2 separate regions of the Homo sapiens genome follow, and region 1 is linked to region 2. A link is an interaction called in ENCODE POLR2A ChIA-PET data of the cell type or tissue named here. Cell type or tissue: OCI-LY7. All regions are shown on one strand.

Evidence for each region. Peaks named below come from ENCODE experiments on the same cell type or tissue, not always from the same donor. Only the 100,000 strongest peaks of a DNase experiment are listed, where the experiment ranks them.
Region 1: POLR2A ChIA-PET joins it to region 2 with 13 read pairs; 2 of 35 experiments call an interaction of 5 or more read pairs at or near these places.

The regions. Positions count from the first base shown.
Region 1 is chr1:45,906,042-45,908,541 of GRCh38, forward strand. The region is part of intron 4 of MAST2 (microtubule associated serine/threonine kinase 2); the gene reads left to right. It overlaps LOC105378694 (a long non-coding RNA gene), which reads right to left. Exons shown (of 5, transcript XR_001738038.2): 1 at 906-2,500. Among named protein-coding and RNA genes, the nearest start is that of MAST2, 100 kb to the left of the region's middle. In OCI-LY7, no CTCF peak of the experiment used is centred here; no DNase peak of the experiment used is centred here.
Region 2 is chr1:46,189,571-46,192,070 of GRCh38, forward strand. It overlaps POMGNT1 (protein O-linked mannose N-acetylglucosaminyltransferase 1 (beta 1,2-)), which reads right to left. Exons shown (of 22, transcript NM_017739.4): 18 at 1,150-1,214; 19 at 903-947; 20 at 284-419. It also overlaps a transcript of TSPAN1 not described here. Among named protein-coding and RNA genes, the nearest start is that of POMGNT1, 7.6 kb to the right of the region's middle. In OCI-LY7, no CTCF peak of the experiment used is centred here; no DNase peak of the experiment used is centred here.

The DNA.
Region 1 (2,500 bases), 280 kb before region 2:
ATGATGGTGAATATGTTTTTCCTGTCCTTATTTGCCATTTGTGAATCTTTTGTGAAATGTGTTCAGATATTTTGCTTATTTTGAAAAAAAGAATAAAAAATTACTGAGTTGTACAAGTTATTTATATATTTCAGATGCAGATATTTTGTCAGATATATATAGTCATGCAATACCATGCAATGTTTTGGTCAACAACAGACTGCATAGACACTGGTGATCCCATAAGATTATAAAGGAGCTGAAAGTGACATCTTGATGATCCTGACCCTGTGTACACTTAGGCTAAAGTGTATGTTTGTGTCTTCATTTTTGGCAAAAACATTTAAAAAGAAATAATAAATTTAAAATTTAAAAATAAAAAACAGCCTATAGCCTGCAGATGTAGAGAACAAAAATATTTTTGTGGAGCAGTACAATATGTGTTTTAAGGGTAAAGTTAAAACTTAAAGAATTTAAGGTGAAAATGTTACAGTAAGCTAAGATTAATTTATTGTTAAAAAAATAATGTAGCCTAAGTGTACAATGTTTATATGTTATTATTATATAATGTTGTATATATTATTGTTATTATATAATTATATTATATGTTATTTTATATGATACAATTATATAATATATAATTATATAAGTTTGTAACATATAATAATTATATTATATGTTTATATAATGTTATTATGCAATATTAAATAGTGTAGCCCAAGCATACAATGTTTCTATAAAGTCTACAGTAGTAGACAGTAATGTGCTAGATCTTTACATTTACTCACCACTCACTCAGTCACCCAGAGCAAGTTCTAGTCATGCAAACCCCACTCATGGTAAGTGCCCTATACAAGTGTACCATTTCTATCTTTTACATGTATTTTTACTGTACCTTTTTTATGTTTAAATGCACAAATACTTACCATTGTGTTACAGTTGCTTACAGTATTCAATGCAGTAACATGCTATACAGGTTTGCGGCCTGGAAGCAGTCTATAGGCTATACAATACCATATAGCCTATGTGTGTGGTAGGCTATACCATCTAGGTTTATGCAGGTATACTCCATGATGTTCACATAATGATGAAATCGCCTAACAATGCATTTCTCAGAAGGTATCTCTGTTGTTAAGTGATGCATCACTATATATATTGTGACTTATTTTTCTCCAGCTTGTCTTTTCCTTTTTGGAAGGATGTCTTTCAGAGAGCAGAAGGTCTTAATTTTGATGTTCTTTGTGAGTTTTTATAGTTAGTACTCACTCATTCTGTCCAAGAAATCTGTGCCCATCCCAAGATCATGAAGATTTTCTCCAATGTTTTCTTCTAGAAGTTTGTAATTTTAGCTTTTATGTTTGAATCTTAACTCCTTTTGAATTAATTTCTTTAAAGTCTTAAAAATTATGGCAAGGTATATATAACAAAATTTGCCATTTTAACTTTTTTTTTTTTTTTTGAGAGAGTCTCGCTCTTATCACCCAGGCTGTGCAGTGGCGTGATCTCAGCTCACTGCAGCCTCTGCCTCCCAAATTCAAGCAATTCTTGTGCCTCAACTTCTGGCATTTTAACCATTTTTAAGTATACAATGTAATGACATTAACTATATTCACAATGTCATGCAACTGTTGTCACCATCTATTTCTAAAACTTTTCCATGGTCCCAGGTAGAAACTCTGTGCCCATTAAGCAGTAACACCCTTCTTCCCTTACCCCAGGCCTTGGCAGTCTCTGTTCTACTTTCTTTTTCTATGCATTTGCCTCTTCTAAATACTTCATATCAGTGGAATCATATAGTATTGTTCATTTGTGTCTGGCTTATGTCACTTAGCATAATGCACATCTATATTAAAGTCAGTTTTGGTAAGTTATTTTTTGAACTTTTTGTCTATTTTAAATAAGTTATAGAATGTATTGGCATAAATTGTTCCTGCTATTCTCTTATTATTCTTTTGCTGTCTTTAGATTTGTTGTGATAACTCATCTTTTATTTCTGATATTGATGATTTATGTTTTCTCTCCTTTTCTTCTTGATGTCTATTACTGTGGTTTTATTAATTTTATTAATATTGTCAAAGAACCAATTTTTGGTTTTGTTAATTTTTTTATTTTCTGTTCCTAATTTCTGCTTTCTTTTCTTTATTATATTTTGAATTTAATTTACTTTTAAGTTTTTTTAAATTGTTTTTTATTATACTTTAAGTTCTGGGATACATGTGCAGAACGTACAGGTTTGTTACATAGGTATACACATGCCATGGTGGTTTGCTGCACCCATCAACCCATAATCTACATTAGGTATTTCTCCCAATGCTATCCCTCCCTGGACTTTTTAAAGTTTTTAATGCAGAGGTATGGATTAGTGATTTCAGGTCTTCCTTTTTTGATATAAGCATTTAAAGCTATATATGTGCCTCTAAGCACTCCTTTAACTGTATTCCATAATTTGGTGTGTGTGTCTTTATTATAGTGTAATTCAAAATATTTTCTAATTTTCTTTGTCATTTCATCTTTGACCAAT
Region 2 (2,500 bases):
GTGAGGGTGGGATGGAGACAGAGACATGGGTCAGAGAGCTGTAGGGAGGGGTCACTGACGACCCTTTGGCCCAGCCCCCACCCCTCCTCAGAAACCACCTCAATTTGTAAGAGATAGCATCTTTTAGAATATGAATTTGGACAAGGAGGTTGGAAGAGGTGTTCTAAGAGTATAAAGAGGAGGTTCTGAGGTTGAAGATTCCAGAGCAAAGGCTCCCTGGATCTTGGGGCAGTATGTGTGTGAGGGGGAGGGGTTCTCCAGGGTGGGCATGGTATTGGAGCACCTTGGCAAGCTGGGTCCAGGTGGTGAAGTCATCATCTTTCTCCATTCGAATAAAGGCCACGTAGGTGTGGCCCTCTGTGTCTGGCAGGAAAGAGTCTTCACAAGGGTTCTTGCTGTGGTCCAGAACCTCAGCCTCACTGCAGTAGAGGGTGGGAGAATATAGCCAAGACAGGGCCCACTTCATGGGTGTGTCCCACAGGACCCTGTACTTGGTTGAATGCTCTGCTGTTGCCACCTTGAAGTTCTTTTTTTTTTTTTTTTTTTGAGATGGAGTCTTGCTCTGTCGCCCAGGCTGGAGTCTCCTGCCTCAGCCTCCCAAGTAGCTGGGACTACAGGCGCCTGCCACCACGCCCGGCTAATTTTTTGTATTTTTAGTAGAGACAGGGTTTCACCGTGTTAGCCAGGATGGTCTCGATCTCCTGACCTCATGATCCACCCACCTCGGCCTCCCAAAGTGCTGGGATTACAGGCGTGAGCCACCGCGCCCGGCCTGAAGTTCCTAATGTTTGAGATGAGGGCCCTGATTTTCATTTTGCACAGGACCCTGTAAATTATGGGGCCAAGATCCCCAGTATTTGACTCTTTGCTCCCTGCTACACCCCAATTGTCCTAGGCCATACCTGAGCAGCCTGTGAACTTCCACTTCATAAGCTTCTTTCTTCAGACTGAAGAGGAGGGAGAAATGGGTCAGGGGAGTGGGCAGGCCCTCAGGTCCCATGGGTAGCACTGAGCAGGGCAAGGGGTCACATGGGAATCTGTAGCCGCAGGGCTGGAGTAAACACACAGGCCCAGCATTGGAAGGGACTTTCAGGGACTGGCCTCCAAATCTCCTAGATATCCACCCCTTGCCCTGCTGCCAGCCCCAACCTGTCCACATTCCTGAGCTGGACACCTGGAACCGTGTTGAACTTGTGCTTCTTGAAGTAGGCCTCCTGGAGTGGGTATGAGAGTGAAAATCAGCACCTCACATTGTCTGGCCCACACCCACTTGCTGACCAGCCAGACATCTATAAGACACACAAATGAAGTCCTAGACCTGTAAAGAGCCCTCTAATTTCCCACCGTCTTCTCCATCCTCTTTGCAGCATCCTCAGCAAGCTCTTACTAGCTTTAATTTGGCCTCCACCATTGCTGGAGAGCTCATGCTGTCACGGCAGCTCACACTACTGCACCACAGACCCATGAACTAGCAGTCCCTGCCTCTTGTAGTTCTCCCTGGGCCTGCTGTTCTAGAGCCACAGATGTCAGAAACAGGCCCTGCAGGAGGTGGTGGGCAAAGGGACGGGCTGGGCTGGGAAGGAAAAAACTACTTTGACTCTGGTACTGAGAGTGACCTGAGGGAAGCGCCTGCCCCTCTCTGGGAGAGGAATGGGGCTCGCGTATTAGTCAGCCTCTGAGGGACCTCTGGCTTCTAGGAGGTTCCAAGCTGGACGCTATTCATTCCTTTGGGCTGGGCTGGCTCAAGGCCTCCCTTGCTGTAACTGGGGAATGGTCCTCTGAATGCAGCCAGGTGGGTTGGCGGTACCTAAGGACTTCCCTGTTCTCCTCAGGCTGAAGCATAGGCTCCAGCACTTGCCAAAACAGGAAAGGGCAGAGATTGCAGGGCTGGACCAGTACTTAGAGGCAGAAATACTCTCCCCAGACACCCACAGTCTAGTGCTAAAAATAGTAAAAATAAAAACAATACCAGCTGACCCTTATATATGTTTATAATTCAAAGCACTTTACATATATTGACTCATTTAAACCTCAAAATATCGTAACCCAGTGAGGTAGTAGTATTTTATCCTCTTTTTTTTTGAGATGGAGTCTCGCTCTGTCACCTAGGCTGGAGTGCAGTGGCGTGATCTTGGCTCACAGCAAGCTTCGCCTCCTGGGTTCACGCCATTCTCCTGCCTCAGCCTCCCAAGTAGCTGGGACTACAGGCGCCCATCACCAGGCCCGGCTAATTTTTTGTATTTTTAGTAGAGATGGGGTTTCACCATGTTAGCCAGGATGGTCTCGATCTCCTGACCTTGTGATCCACCCGCATCGGCCTCCCAAAGTGCTGGGATTACAGGCGTGAGCCACCGCGCCCAGCCCTTTATCCTCATTTTTCAGATAAAGAAACTGAGGCAAAAATAGGATAGCTCTTTCCCCAAGGTTACATGGCTAGCAAGTAGCAGAGCTAAGATTGCTTCAGAGTCCATGTTCTTGTTCTTGACTGTCATGCCACACT